Linked DNA regions of Mus musculus: region 1 is linked to region 2. A link is a loop called in an ENCODE intact Hi-C map of the cell type or tissue named here. Cell type or tissue: left cerebral cortex. All regions are shown on one strand. Each heading gives the region's core, and the rest is flanking DNA. Links, peaks and the distances in the headings are about the cores only.

What was found. Hi-C counts contacts between places; a loop is a spot of excess contacts. Peaks named below come from ENCODE experiments on the same cell type or tissue, not always from the same donor. Only the 100,000 strongest peaks of a DNase experiment are listed, where the experiment ranks them.
Region 1: it touches region 2 in a loop (3-fold over the local background); 5 of 42 quality-filtered maps call a loop at or near these places.

The regions. Positions count from the first base shown.
Region 1 is chr16:39,049,128-39,057,441 of GRCm38, forward strand. No RefSeq gene overlaps it. Among named protein-coding and RNA genes, the nearest start is that of Gm36585, 63 kb to the right of the region's middle. In left cerebral cortex, for the core only: CTCF peaks have their summits at 4,051 (motif pointing left) and 7,090 (motif pointing right); DNase peaks (open chromatin) are centred at 4,035 and 7,101.
Region 2 is chr16:38,725,557-38,733,870 of GRCm38, forward strand. No RefSeq gene overlaps it. Among named protein-coding and RNA genes, the nearest start is that of B4galt4, 13 kb to the right of the region's middle. In left cerebral cortex, for the core only: a CTCF peak has its summit at 4,217; DNase peaks (open chromatin) are centred at 3,632, 4,264, 4,629 and 5,546; H3K4me3 peaks cover 605 bases; H3K27ac peaks cover 803 bases.

The DNA.
Region 1 (8,314 bases), core at 76-8,075, 320 kb after region 2:
TGGGGCACACAGGGGAACACAACAGAGCAGCAGCCCTCTGTGACTCTTAGTGGGTCATAACACCTACTCAGCCTTAGGCAATTTGGCTAAGTGTTGTAATATTAGCAATAAATGAAATCTGCAGAAGACATGCACTCAATGGTAGTAGCATTCACAATACTAAGGATGGTTTTAAACTATAAGCCACATTCTCTGTTTCGGTCCCGTCCTCACTATAACCTGGTCAACCTCTTTGAATCTTGGGCCAGGCATGTGTGTAACTCAGTGAAGACCCCAGCTCCTTTTGTGGGATCACTAGCACTTTAAACTTTCAGCCACATCTTTATATGGTTCTGTTAAAAACAATAATATTTTGTGTGCAGAAAATTGGTATGTGGAAACCTGGGGCCACCACACTGTATGTTGCTATTGGTTATATGCTTTCTATTTTTTTTTTTATATAAAGACAGGTCCACCGTGTAGCCCAAGCTGACCTTGAACTCACAATCCTTGTGCACTTCCTGAGTGCTGGCGTTACAAGTACCACTATTACTGTTTATCTGTTTTGCCTTTTGTGGGGACCCAGCAGGTACCAGACATGCTTCTGCTCTGTCCCCCACTGTACCCTCTTCGACCTCTTTGAATCTTGGGCCAGGCATGTGTGCATTTTTGTGAAGACCCAGCTTCTTTTGAGGGTCAATAGCACTGTGTGGGTTAATGCACTAGGAGGGATTGTTGTGACTTCCAGTTTTCCTTGCTGTCTTAGTTAGGGTTTCCATTGCTATGAAGAGACACCATGACCAAGGCAACTCATATAAAGGACAGCATTTATTTGGGGCTGGTTTACAGGTTCTGAGGTTCAGTACATTAAACTTATGGTGGGAAGCATGGAAGCATCCAGGCAGGAGTGATGCTAGAGGAGCTGAGAGTTCTACATCTTGTCCCAAAGGCAAACAGGAGACTGTCTCTTCTGTACTGGGTGGAGCTTGAGCACAGAAGCACCTTCAAAGCGCACTCCAAGAGAGACACACTTCTTCCAACAAGGCCACACCCACTCCAGCAAGGCCATACCCACTCCAACAAGGCCATACCTCCTAATAGGGGCCAAGCATATTCAAACCACCACACTTTTACCTTACCACTCTTCCCCACAGTATGCTCTTCTGACCCAGCACTCATAGCTGCCAGCAGACAGAGGAAGTCCTTTTCAGTCAACTGTCTTTCGTGGTCCTTGATCAGTAGCCTTTCACCCATCACACCTCCCTTTGCAGACTTGTACTTACCAGCTTCTTCACACTGGTATATGGTCTAGCCTCTGCACAGAAGCCTTCTTCTGTGGCTCTGCCTTCCCCAGTCCTATCTTCCATAATATAAACGTAGAGGCTCTCAACAAAGCATTTTACAAATGTTTATATGTGTAATTTACAGTGCATGTCTGGTAAATAGGTCCATCGTTTGAATATGTTAAAACTAAGGCATAGAAAGATCCACTAACTTGCCCAGCATCACAGTGACTAGATGGAAGAGCTGGGATTTGAACCCTTGCTTCAGGATGGCCCCAGAATCTGTGCTTATAGATTCTGTACTCTGTAATTCCTGCTGGTCACGATTTCAAGGCTATCGGTATTGGTATTCAATGTTGGGAGAAAGCAATGTTAGGCTAAACTTGCTCCATAAAGGCAATGCTAATAGAATGGAACAGCTGAGTCAAAGTGTCCTGGTCCTGAGACTCCAGCAAATATGTGCATGGGAAAAAAAGGACAGATGGCCAAAGTCAAATAAATCCAAGGGCTGTAGAGAGCTAGATGTTCTCACACTGGGACATGATCAGTATGGGGGAGAGGAGACGTGGCCCCTGCAGATTCAGGGGTGGACATCCTGTGAGAGATCTATTCCTCTGACACAAAGATGTGGGTGGAAAAAGAAGAACTGGTCCTTGAGGTCTGACTGGGTGGACAGCTGTGTTAAAAGCGACCTTTCTGAACTGCCTTACGCTGGCCCTGTGTAGAGTCTGGGTGTGGGGGCTGTTTAAAACCTACAAGTGGTAGTTAAATGGATGTATGTGTTTCCTGCCACATCTATTCCCTTGAAAAGCCACCTTCCTGTATTATGTGGCTCCTTCAATCCTCAGATCCAGAGAGAAGCCTGTGGCCAGGCCCAGTCTTTGTGTACTAGCAAAAGGTGGGCTGGGGTTGAGTCTTTGGGGGACTCAAGGAGGCCATGTGACATGAGCAGAGCCAACTACAGCCACTAGCTGACCTCTTTTCCTCCATGACTCTGAGCTTTAAGCCCAATACAATTTAGATTCCCTGGAGGGAGCACATCTCCTGACCAATGAAGTTATATCTGCTCTTTTAAAAAGGATGGCCGCAAAACACAAAGAAAGACCCAAGCGGGGAGAATCCCAGTTGCACAGTTTGATTCCTGGATCCACCTTTTTTGGTGAGTTAGGTCTGTGATGTCCAATGTGATTGCCACCAATACACGTGGCTACTAGGCAAAATATCACCAGGTCTGTATCAATCAACTTTCTGTTGCTATGCTAAAATATCAACGTAGAGCGGTGGCTCTCAACCTTCCTAATGCTGCAACCCTTAACTCAGTTCCTCATGCTGTGGTGACCCCCAACCATAAAATTATTTCATTGCTACTTCGAAACTGTGACTTTGCTACTGTTATGAAACGTGATGTAAATACCTGGTGTACAGAATATCTGATTTGAGACTCTCAAGGACCCACAGGTTGGGAACCACTGACCGAGAGAATGAAAAGCACACTTCGGCTTATAGTTTCTATGCATAGTCAGTGGGCTCCATAACTTTTGTGGCAAGGTAGGATATTATGGTAGAGAGTTATGCTGGAGAGCAACTGTTCACATCATGGGAAGTGGGAGCTAGCTCATAATAGCTCTTCCAAGGGTGGGTCCCCAGTGTTCTAACTCACTTCTCTAGGGTCTGCCTCCTAAATGTACACCATCCTCTAATTGCAGTGGCCCATGGACTACATCTTTAACCTAGGACATTTGGGGGAAAACTGCATTTCTAAACTGCAGCGTAGCCCAAACTAAGATACTCTGTGTGCCATATTTAAACACAGCAGAAGACAAATCTCAACAGTCTTAAGATTTCAGTTACACACTGGACGTGAATCATGTGACATATGTTGGATTAAATAAATTACAAAAATTAATTTTACCTTGCTGTTTTAACTTTCAAAACTATGTGCCTACTGCCAATGCTTAAATGTGTGTGCATCACATTTCTACCAGATAAGGCTGTCTAGACTTCAGATGCAAGAGGCAATTAAGTTCCCTGTTTACTGATTCTGATTTGAGTTGAGCCTTTGCTACTTGCTAATAATAGAGTTAGGAAGGCACAGGAGTGGGATGCCTAGGCCCCTATACATTATACTACTATACATTACTGGGCTGAGGCTACAAAACGTTGAGTTCTCAAGGCATGTAGCATTTATACCTCTTATTTTTCATTTCTGAACCCTGGGCACAATTTTCCTAATGTCAGCTATCTATCTATCTATCTATCTATCTATCTATCTATCTATCTATCTATCTATCTATCTATCTATCTATCTATCTATCTATCTATCTATCTATCTATCTATCTATCTATCTACCTACCTACCTACCTACCTACCTACCTACCTACCTACCTACCTACCTACCTACCTACCTATCTATCTATCTATCTATCTATCTATCTATCTATCTATCTATCTATCTATCTATCTATCTATCTATCTATCTATCTATGTTTCCCCATTAGACCCAAAGATCCATTTATCCGGATGGCCCCTGCCTCTTGGTTTTCAATCAAAACAGATTTCTGAGCCAGGATGAACTCTGAGGTGCCCCTGTTGGGTGAAAGCTCACTTCACAGGTATGAAAACCAATTCACTACATACCTGTTGCAATATTCTTCTCCATGCCTTTTGACACTCTTCTCCAGGGATGGGGCAAAAGTTCTGTAGGCTGCTTGCCTGTGCTCCTAGGTCTCTTTTCATAATCCCTTGGGTGAGATGATCAGCTTGGTTGCACTGCCCCCTTGTGGCGTCAGCAAATTGTAACCAGCTGCTCGGGTTTGGTGGGATCTAAGAAAATGGTGCAATCAAGAAACAGAGAACTTACATTGGTTTTATTTTTCTGTGCCTATATGTTTAAATACAATTGATCTTTTACTTGGCAAAGTTAAAATTTGGAGGGAAAAAGTATAGAATTAGCTTAATAGGAGTGTTTTTCAAGGTTAAGAGCAAAGGGGAACTGATGGAGAGTAAGAAGCAAAGACTGACCCCAAGTGAGGCAGCGAAAGAAACGAAATCTTAAAGGAGGAGCAAGGGCAGCTGTAGTGGGAAGTGCACAAGCATGAAGGAAACGGGACCTTTAGACAGAGCAGCAATCGCTGTGGAGCAAGTCCGCCTCCGGTCAGGGCAGGACTTCTGTTGGGTAATAACTCTGTAAAAGGGTCTTCTTTGTTACATCGTGAAAGGGGCACAGGGAAGTTACAGCTAAGACCCCAAGAGAGTTTCTCGGGCAGGAAAGATGGATGGGTCCAAACAGAAACCTCATGCAAATCACTCAGACTCAGCTCCTAAGGGGTGTCTCAGCCTCCAGTGGAAGGCATGTTGGAAGCTAGGTCACAGACAGAATATTTGGGCATAGAACCCAATGACAGTGTAAGGTCATCCTTCAGGTAGGTAAACCTGATGAGACAAAAATGTCAAAGACCAGACCACTTTGAGGGGTCTTTTGGTGAGGCCATCCTTCTTGGCTACGGAAGAGTGCTGTTGATGAGACCTCACCTCACTCTGACCTTTGCTTTATGTGTCCTGGGAGAGAGAGATTGCTGCTATCTTTCCTTAGACTTCCTTCCCTTCAGATTAGGGCTCCACCCCAATGAGTTCCTGTCACCTTAATCATCTCTTCAAAGTTCTTTTTTATTAGATATTTTCTTTATTTACATTTCAAATGTTATCCCCTTTCCTTGTTTCCCCTCTAAAAACCCCCTATCCCATCCCCCCCGCCCTCCTGCTCACCAACCCACCCACTCCTGCTTCTCAGTCCTGGCATTCCCCTATACTGTGGCATCAAACTTTCACAGGACCAAGGGCCTCTCCTCCCACTGATGTCTGACAAGGCCATCCTCTGCAATGTATGCAGCTGGAGCTATGGGTCCCTCTATGTGTACTGTTTGGTTGATGGTTTAGTCCCTGAGAGCTCTGGGGGTACTGGTTAGTTTATATTGTTGTTCCTTCTATGGGGATGCAAACCCCTTCAGCTCCTTGTGTCTTTTCTCTAGCTCCTCCATTGGGGCTCCTATGCTCAGTCCAATGGTTGGCTGAGAGCATCCACCTCTGTATTTGTCAGGCACTGACAGAGCCTCTCAGGAGACAGCTATATCAGGCTCCTGCCAGTAAGTACTTGTTGGCATCCACAATAGTGTCTGGGTTTGGGAAGTGTATATGGGATGGATCCCCAGGTGGAACAGTCTCTGGATGGCCTTTCCTTCAGTCTCTGCTCCATATTTTGTCTCTGTATATCCTCCCACAGGAATTTTTGCCCCCGCATCTAAGAAAGACTGAAGTATCCACACTTTGGACTTTCTTCTTCTTGAGCTTCATGTGGTCTGTGAATTGTGTCTTGGGTATTTCGAGCTTTTGGGGTAATATCCACTTATCAGTGAGTATATACCATGTGTGTTCTTTTGTTATTGGGTTACCTTACTCAGGATGATATTTTCTAGTTTCATCCATTTGCCTAGGAATTTCATGAAGTCATTGTTTTTAATAGCTGAGTAGTACTCCATTGTGTAAATGTATCACATTTTCTGTATCCATTCCTCTATTGAGGGACATCTGGGTTCTTTCCCATCTGGCTATTATAAATAAGGCTGCTATAAACATAGTGGAACACGTGTCCTTATTACATGTTGGAGCATCTTCTGGGTATATGCCCAGGAGTGGTATAGCTGGGTCCTTAGGTAGTACTATGTCCAGTTTTCTGAGGAACCATCAAATTGGTTTTCAGAATGGTTGTACCAGCTAGCCATTCCACCAGCAATGGAGGAGTGTTCCTCTTTCTCCACATCCTTGCCAGCATCTGCTGTCACATGAGATTTTGATCTTAGCCATTATGACTGGTGTGAGGTGGAATCTCAGGGTTGTTTTGATTTGCATTTCCCTGATGACTAAGGATGTTGAACATTTCTTTAGGTGCTTCTCAGCCATTCTGTATTCCTCAGTTGAGAATTCTTTGTTTAGCTCTGTGCCCCATTTTAAAATAGGGTTACTCTGTTCTCTTCTTCAAAGTTCTATCTTCAAATACATCACATGGCAGGAGGGGCATCAGTATAGGAACTTGAGGGACATATTTTAGTTCAAGGAGCGAAGTTGGAATGCTGAGATTTGTGTGGTGAGAAATGCAATTTGCAGGCATGGCCAAGGGCAGCAAGGCAGAGGAAGGAGAACAGAGTCATAGGTGGGAAGAGACAACTCAGGGACAAGGTCAGTCCACTAGAGTGACGTTCAGATGCTCAGATCATGACGGTGACCCACTAGAGAACTCTGCTGTGAACCAATCGGGCTCTAGAGTTTTCTCTCTGGAAGATCAGGGCTCTAGAATTATCACTAGCAGGAGTTTGGCTTCATTTTTAAGTATAATCATCTATGCCTTTTTACTTTCAGGGTTGTGAGGCACAGGAGGTCTCTAGAGTTGAGGATAAATGGTCCAGAGGGAGTGAGAGCTCTCGGCTGGTAGTTATGTGACCATTGGCTGAGGGAACACACACATGCGCACACACACATGTCTGCACGCAAAGATGCACACACACACATGTACACATGTACACATACACACACACTCACACACAATAGAAACCTGAAGGTGCCTTCCACAGTAGAGAAACTTTATCACCTGAGTTCCCAGTTGGTAACTATTTATCCTTATGCCGAGTGACATTTTCCCATTTATGGCTCTGAGGGGAAATGTAGTTCTTGGTTACTGCCCCTAAACCAAAGACTGAATTTTAGCAACCTGAGATTTATTCCCTGACTTGCACTCCCAGGGCCTAGGACTCATATGATTTTCCACTGTAATCCACAAGGGGGCGATGCACTCTGAGAAAGGATTAACTCTAGAGCACCCAGCCTACAGCACCTCCTAGCTAGGGAGGCGGAGTGCAATGGGGCTGAATGAAAACCAGCGTGTTTACCTCTCCGTGAGGGATGGAAGAAGGGAAATGGAAGGTGAGAAGGCGCCCATGCTCAGAAGAGCCTGGGACTTTCTTCAGTTGGAGCAGGGGAGTTAAAAAAAAAGTGGCTGCTGTAAGTTCAAATATCCAGAAGATCCTGCCTAAGCCAGTGAGAGAGCAGACACCTTTGGCTACTTTCAGAGCTCTCTGACCACAAACCAGGGCCCACTTTTAGTGGAGAGACATAGCCACTTGTGTGAGTTGGAGCCAAAGCGGGAGGTGATAGTTTTCAGAGTACCCCACATTCTTTGTAAAGTCGCTCCCTGGTAGCCCTGAAGGCTGGCCCTTCCCTCCTTTCAGGGGCACACCTATGAATGTGTGACAAGGTATGGTTGGGAGCACAAGAGGAAAAGTCCTCTGAGTGTGTCCAGAGGTCAAGAGGCACCGGGATTCTGGACCATTGGGTACGAGAGACTGCCATCCGTTGAGAGATTTAGATACAGGGGGCGCCTGCGCTGAGCATGTAGGAGAGCCAGCCTGGATGTGAGGCTCTGCTGCCGAGAATGTAAAGTAAAGCAAAAACATATTCTGCTTAAGTGGTCACGGGCTCAGAGAAAGAGCTAAGGCCCACCCCACTCCCATCGGGATCATCTGCTCCCTTCTCCCATTACCACATCTATGGCTCTGGTCATTTGTTTAAGCTGGGATAGACGCAGAAGCACAGTGCTTTTGCAGAGAATGCTATTCCTTTGCACGGTTTATCACAAACCAGACAGTGCTTATGATAACTATCCGAGTGTGCTCGGAGTTCTAAGGTTACTGTGACCCAGGGCCGCTCTCCACGTGACACAACTTGTTAGGAGCTTGGCAGCCAGTACCAGGTCCTGACACTGTGGCTGGTGCCTCAGTAGACTCTTGCTCCAGAAGACCTGCAGCACAAATGGCTCTGCTTTTTATCTTAGGATCGCAGCCACCTCGGAGACTCGGCTGACCTTTTGTTGCTCATCGAGATGATAGCGAGAGGAGCAATTTGTCAGAGCCCGCTTGAGGAACTAAATTCGCTCCGAGTTTTGCAAAGTTCAAGTCTCTTTCTACTTTAGGGCAGCCACTGGCATTTTTAACACTCCCACTGC
Region 2 (8,314 bases), core at 68-8,067:
ATGGTGGGAATACCTCGTAGAGTTGGTATGAGTATTATAAAAGAGTTTGGAAAGGCCTTCGCATTAGTCTATACCTACACAGGTCCTACATACACAGATGAGTGCTTTTTAAATTTTGTTTGTGTTTTGTTGTTGTTGTTGTTGTTCTTGTTTGTTTGTTTCCTTTACTCAGTGAATCTTCTGCTTCTTGCAGCTCATCTAGTTTGCATGTGTGTCTTCTCCCCCTGCCCCGCCCAGTCCCATAGGAGCCAGTTCGTAAGCTTTAAGCATTTTAATTTTTATTCATTTATTTATACCTTCCTCAGTTCCAATGCAAGTTTAGATAATACACTTTATATTTAAGTGGCTAGAACCTAGTGGGATTTTCAGAAAGGATAAGAGAGTCCCTTCACAGAGCAGAGTCCTGACAGGAAGGAGAATGCCTTTCCTAGGTGTTTTGGGAGTGGCTTTGGTCATAGCTTCTTTTCTTTTTTTTCCCTTTCTTTTTGGTTTTTCGAGACAGGGCTTTTCCGTGTAGCCCTGGCTGTCCTGGAACTCACTCTGCAGACCAGGCTGGCCTCAAACTCAGAAATCTGCCTGCCTCTGCCTCCTGAGTGCTGGGATTAAAGGCGTGTGCCATCATGCCCGGCGTCATCTGAGAACATTTTCAATTGGGCTGGTATTCCTGCTGTTTCTCATTATGCCTCTTGGATGCATATACACACACACCACACATACACACACACATTCACAAAGCTGTAGAGTAGTTTGGGGGCAGTGGTACCAGTTAACCAAAATCACATTTGAAAAAAAAAAGTTTAAATGTTCTGAGTTTTCAATGGTTTCTACACAAGTATTGATCCCTTCATACGGAACCTAAACGAAGCTAGTCAAATATACACAGTCTGATATGCTTGTGACTTTTCCAAAGATGTATGTGTGTATATGTGTGTATATGTGTGTATATGTGTGTGTGGGTGCATGTGTGTGTACATATCAGTATTCACGTCTGTGTCTCTATGTTTTGCATATTCATTTGATTTTTATAGGAGTCCTTTCTATTTTTAAAATATCTACAGATTTGGACTCTAATATTACACGTTAGGCAGAGCTTCTATAATTTGGGATCTTCTTATAGGTATTGTAAAATCCTTTCTGAGATAAGATTGCCCCCCACAGTCTCAGTGCCAATATTCTGTCCTATTTTCAAACTAGAGGGTGTATTCTACTTTCTCCCTTAGAAAATACAGCCTGTGTTAAGTTGAATTATACTCTTCCAAAATTGCTGAACTCCTAACCTCTAGTAATTCAGAATGTGACTTTATTTGAAATAGAATGGTCATGGTGCAGTCCAGAGTCAGTTAACTGGAACAGGTCTGATCCAGTATGTCAGGCATGCTTATAGAAGCAGGAAGTTTGTATGCAGGAAAGATGCCATGTAGGGATGTAAGTAATTAGAATGATGCTTCAGCAGGGCAACTGTGATGGTTTGAATAAGAATGGGCTCCACAGGCTAATATATTTGAGTGTTTAGTCAGCAAGGAGTGGTGCTATTTGAAAGGATTAGAATGATTAAGAGGTGTGGGCAGGCTTATTAGAGGAAGAGTGTCATTGGGGATGGACTTTGGGGTTTCACAAGCCTACACCAGGCCCAGCCCCCCTCCCCCCGCCCACCCCCCTTCTCTCTCTCTCTCTCTCTCTCTCTCTCTCTCTCTCTCTCTCTCTCTCACACACACACACACACACACACACACACACACACTACAGATCAGGATGTAGCTCTCAATTGCTTCTCCAGCACCACACCTGCCATTCCTGCTGCCACACTCCCTGCCATGATGGTAAATGACTAAGCTTCTGAGACTGCAAGCAAGCCCCCAAATAAATGATTTCTTTCATAAGAATTGCCTTTGTCACGGTGTCTCTTGACAGCAGTAGAACAGTGATGGAGACAGCAAAGAGCATTGAAGATGGCCAGAAAGCCACCAGAAACTTGAGAAGAGTGTGAGACAGAGCGAATCCTCATAAGGGCACCTTAACCTTAGATTTCTAGAATCTGCAGTGGTAGGACAACGTAGTGTTTTTGTTTAAACTCAGTTTGCCGTGCTTTGTTATGGAAGCTCTCTCCTGGTGCAGTCTCCAGGCAGTATCTATAGCTGCAGCTGGGATGATAGCTAAACAACTGTACACAAACATTCGTCTTAGCAAGCAGCTCCAGGGTGGTCAAGGAGGACTTCTGTAAATAGACAGAGGTCCCTGTGGTTGTAGGAGACAGTGGGCTGTGGGAAGTCAAGGACCGTTTCACATACTGTGCTCCCCTTTAATCCACAGGAAGATGCTTCAAGATCTCAATGGAGACTTAAAACTGCAGGACTTGTCACACTGTATCAAACCTTTCATACAATGTCGTTTTCTGTATATGCATACCCAGGTGCAGATTCAGTTTATAAATTAGGAACGGTAAGATAACACCAAATACATTCTAGAATAGAACATTTTTGTAACAATAATATTGCACATTCCTATCTAGTATTTTTAAGACGTCAGTGACTGCGGGTACCTGCAACAAAGGGAACTATCACATTTTGAAGGACACCAAGGTGTTTGTTTGGGAACCAGAGAAAGGGAGGCTCTGCAGAGCCCCTGGAACAGCCCAGTGCCTCCTTCTGACTCCCTGAGTCACCATAGGCTTCCACTTCTCCGTGACAGATTTGGTGAGTTATCTTCTTCCTCTATCTCAGGGCCTGAACACAGATTTTTGGAAGTCTGTGAAATGTATTTGTATTTCGTATTTATTCATTGATTGGACTGGCCTGTCAATACATTCACAGACCATTACGGTTTATACATATATAAGGCTTATATAGTGAAGGTTCTTATGTAGAGAAGAAGTGTCACTGGCTGGTGACACTACTGAGAGGTGATTGGATCAGCAGGCTTGTAACTTCATCAATCCATTGTTCATTGGTGTTCACCATTACTTGGTGAATCCATTGTTAAACACGTGATTAGTGGTGAGGCCTATCTGGAAAATGACTACTAGAAGCAAGCCTTTGAAAGTCATCCCTGCCCCAGGCTTGCCCACTCCCCAATCTGCTTGGAATAAAGTGAGCAGCTTGACTTTAATCGTACCCTTCCACCATGACGTCCCTGTCTTACCTCAGCATACATTCAGCGAAGCCGGCAGACCATGAACTTACGCCTCTATAATTTGGGTGGACGGGACACACCTTTCTTTAAGATAACTTTCTCCGATGTTTGTCACAGCAACAGAACACTGACAAACACAGTGGAGCGCATTCCCTATGTCTACCTTGGGATTGATGTGGACATGTGGAGTTTGGAAGACAGCATCATCCCTCCACTGGTGGGATGTGCAGCATACTGTGAGATTGATGGCAAGCTGGATGTACCAAAGTCCCAAAGTCAGAGTGTCTGGTGCGTAGCAGTAAATTATTAAACCGCACTGAGCTCCCGGTGGTGGTGGTGGTGGTCACGCTTCTCGCTACCCACCAGAGTTCTCTGGATTCTCGAATTAAAAGACACACACTCGCAACCTTTATGTTTTGATATGCTTTAACTAGCTCAGTGAACCTCCACGTGGTTAACACACTCCCCTTGGTTGCAAGGCAAGAATTCTAAAGATATACTCAGGGGCGTATGAGACCAGGGTTTGCTCAAGTCTGTACAGGATATGGGCGAGACTGCTGGCAAATCTTGCTTGTGTGGAGGGAGGAACTAGATAGGATTCGATAATGTGTTACAGAGTTGAGTCCAGACTAGGTCCTGTAGCGCGGGGTCAGCTAAACCTGGGTGGTGAGGAGGAAGGCAAGAAGGTGTGGGGCAATAGTAGCTTCTTCATAGCTCCTCCCCACTTGCCTCAGTGAGACAGGAGGCAGGAAGCACACCCTGGCTCAGTATCTCAGCCCAGGAGAGAGGCTGCTTGGAATCTCATCTTTACCTCTCGTCACTTGCTTTAGTCCCACAATCATAGATGGTTTGCTGAGGGAATCCATCTATATTAATACTGCCTGTTTGCATGTCCATGAGTAGCTGTAGAGTTAAGAGGTGATGTAATTTTACCCTGTATTCCTAGAAATTATCTGTAAGATCACCATCCCAGAGTTTATTTGTGTAGTCTTAAACTATATACAATATTTCGGCCTTTCAGGAATTTGGCTTGAGTTCTTAAAATTCCCCAGACCTCCAGAAGGGGGAAATCTCAGTCAACACTAACATTTGAGATGTGGGTTTGCCATCTAGTGGGCATCTTTGAATCTGTATTTGTTATAAATACACGTGTAGCATACACATGTTTACACAGAGCCATCTGCACACCCACCCCAGAGTTTCCATGAAGTTATTTATCTTCCTTTCTCATCTTTAACGTTTATAGTCCAAGCAGGGTTGCAGATGCAGCCTTCTTGGCAAAGCGTCTCGTGTCTCCCTTTTATGTGCGCTAAGGGTAGAGGAAGGTTTTATAGTGTGTGTGTTCGCACATACAGTGGAGAGCATCGGAGCTCCACGGGGGCTCATTTGAACTTTCTGTACTTCTCCGTGTGTACCTTTCATGCTCCACTTGGGAATTACTGAGCCAGAACAGAACACCAAGAGACACGTCACACCACACAGGCATTGAGTCTGCCCCGCGGTAGATACTCAGTAAACATTCGTTTCCTTCCTTTTCACCCACGCCCACTCCCATTCCCATAAAAGCTGTATTCCAAATGTTCCAAATTCAAATATTCCAAACTCACAGTTTCAGTGTGCATTTGGTATGAGAGACACCGCTATCAGTGTAGCTCTACTACGGAGGCGGGGGCACTTAGTTCTGAGAACGAAAAGACGAATAAAACCTACTTTAGGATGTCCAGAGCAGGAAACAAGGGTTTTGCTAGAGATCTCAAAACCAGCAGGATAAATCTCAGGCATTTAGGGTAGGTTTTTAAATTTCAAGTTAGACTTTCCCTTGGAAGGACTATCACATCATACTGGCTTTCCCCAACAAGGAGTAGGGGAAAGATTGATCATCTCCCATATGGCGTGAGGTATTGAGAGACAGTCGGAGAGGGGATTTTAAGCAATTTTGTTCTGTCTAACGAAATGAATCCTCCTTTGATGTTTCCGTGGTACGGAGATGAAGATTTAAATTGCCTTTCTGTTATTTTTGGATGTGGTTTAGTGTTTCTTTGGAAAACGCCGTGTAGAGTCAGACTGTGAAGTGGCAGAGCTTTGTCTGGAAAGGATAAATGTACAGACCATAAAACTTTTAAAAATAGACATATTAAACTTTCCCCATGTGTCTTAAATCTAAAATTAAGCAACAGGAAAATGATAAAACCAAACAAGGGGCATTTATTTTTAAAAGCAATACATATGTTTGGCTAAAGAATTCGGAAAGTACAAAATACCATCAAATAGGGCTGGAGAGATGGCTCAGCCGTTAAAGGCTAGGCTCACAACCAAAATACCATCAAGTAGTAAAGGGGACATTTTTTCTTGTTCAGAGGTCCTTTTCAGTTCCTTGGGTGATTAGCCTTGCGGTTGTAATGCCTGTGCAGGCATCGCTGACGTCAGTTTCCTGGTGGAACTGCCTCACTGTCTGTTAACTCCCCGCTGTGAATGACAGGAACTTCAGCCTCTGATAATGCCTTTCCATTTCCTCTTCGCCATGTGTGTTTTTATTTTATTTATTTTTATTATTTTTTTTTATTTTGAGATAGGGTCTCACAATGTCGCTCTGGTTGGCCTGGAATTTGCTATGTAAACCAAGCTGGCTTTGAACTCAGAGAGAGCCACCTGGCTTTCAAGTGCTGGGATTAAAGGTGTGTGTGCCACCGTGTCTGGCAATTTTAAATTCCTGTTTGGTCAATATTAGTGGGGGGTTTGTTAATGCTCTGCTGCTACATAGGACACCTACATAGAAAGAAAAGAGGTTTGCTTCAGTTTATAGTTCTAGAGGGAGTGGGGGATCCAAGATCTAGAGTTCTGGGTTATTGATACTAGAATATTTCATCTCTGGCTGTAACTGTGGATGGGCCCATTTCTTAGCACATATCTCACAGGATTTTTAAAAAACTGTGTATGCACTGAGGGTCTGTTATTGGTTTATTAATATTTTAGATTTTTTACCCTTAAGAGCTGACTCATCTTTTACTGGTATAAAACAATCTATTTATCCTTATATTAAGGATAATAAGGTAATAATCTTCACTTTGAGGTATTTTGTTTGTTTTTGCTTGATTTTGAAGACAACAGCAAAAACTGGCCTTTCATTTTCTTTCTTCCTTTCTGTGTCTGTGTCTATGTATATGTGGTGCTCTCTCTCCCTCCCTCCTTTCTTCCTTGCCACCCTTCCTCCCTCGCCACCCTTCCTCCCTCTTTCTCTCTCTCCCTTCACCGCCCCATCTAAAGATTGAATCCAGGGACTTGAGTATGCTAGACACACACTCTGCTGTTGATCTATAGTTCCTGTTTCATTCTAAAAACTTATAATTACATTTCATTTCTTTGTATGTGGATGGCAGTGATGGCATGTGTTGGGGAAAAGGGCATGGCACCTATGCAGAAGCCAGAGGACAACTTTCAGAAACATTTTTAAAATCAATTCTTTAGCACTTTCACACAATATATTTTGATAATATTCATCCCCTATGTGGGGGCCCTAGATCAATGTTTCTCAACCTGTGGGTCTCGACCCCTTGGAGGTCAAAGGACCCTTTCACAGGATCACCTAAGGCCATTGGAAAGTGCTGATAATTACATTAACACCCATAACAGTAGCAAAATTACAGCTATGAAGCAGCAACAGAATGGTTAGGGGTCTGCAAAACACGAGGAACTGTATTAAAGGGTCACAGCATTAGGTAGGTGAGAACCTCTGCTCTAGGGGCTGTCACATGGTCAACTGCGCATGGCTCCAGACTCTTAAGTAAAACTACCTTTCTTCCCCTAGATGCTACCAGGTGTTGATAGTTTCTTGATGAGTGGTGGGAGCTCATGAGCCCTTCTGCTTCCTTGCTATGTTGACTGGTTTGGTCCTGTGTGGGCTTTGGGTGGATAACCACATAAGTTCATGAGTGCAGACAGAGGTCCTGTCATGTCCAGAGGACAGTGGTCTGCGCTTGTTCTCTCAAACTTCTGACTCTTACAGTCTTTCTCCTCCATCTTCAGTGATGGTCCCCGAGCCTTGGGAGTGGATTCATGATTTAGGGTCCCATTATTTTCTGCACTTCGATCACGAAAGGCAGTTTTTATTCAAATACATTTCCAATGTATCTGGGTACAAAGTATGGAGATACAGATCTGGTCTGAACTGGTTTTGGGTTCATTCACAATTAAGCAAAATTGTGTCCTCGAGTGAACTTTTAGGGGAGAATCTCCTAATTACCATCCGATACCTATGCATATATCTGTGCATATACCTACACATATACCTACACATACACCTATGCATACTCAGGCATGCCTATGATTAAAATCAGACGACTTATGGGACGGGGAGCATACCACAGAAAACTCATTACATAACCTAATCTATCAGTAAGAGGAGAGAATAATTCTCACTATACCCCTTAATAACTAAAGTTTTACTGAGCTCCATAAAAGGAAGCCAGCCCCACACATAAACAGGAGTTCTTCAGTACCTGGGCTCATGTGGCCACTGGTCTCTTGCACTGTCTTCTGACCTTTTCTATCACTTCACATTAAGTATAGCTTCCTTGCTACTTTTGCAAACTTGTGTGTGCTTTGATTTCAATTCTTTGAATAAAAGGCCAAGAACTTGGCAATCCCAGGGACCTGACCCAACTACTGGTAGCAATTTTGTCATTTTAGTGGCTGTTCGAAAGCTTATATTATGATATATCATATCTTAAAGTATTACATATGTATAGTGTAGGAATTTTGCTATGTACTATATAGCATGAGAGTCTTACAATAGGGGCTGAAAAAGATGGTTTTGCGGATAACAGCATTCAACAGTTTGGCAGAAGATTCAACTTTGGTTTCCAGAACTCACAACCTGCAGCTCACAACCACCTGTAATTCCATTGCCAGATCAGATGCCCTCTCCTGACCTTTGAGGGCACCAGGGATGCAATGTGTGCACATGCATGTATGCAGGCAAAACATTCATACATGTAAAATAAAATTGAAAAAGAACCTTATAAGAATATCTTTACATTTCTCTCCTCTGACCTGTTATTGTCATACAGCCTGCCTTACAGGTCCAGTTAGAGTCCCTCTCCTCCCTCTCCCCCCTCTCCTCCCTCTCCTCCCTCTCCTCCCTCTCCTCCCTCTCCTCCCTCTCCTCCCTCTCCTCCCTCTTCTCCCT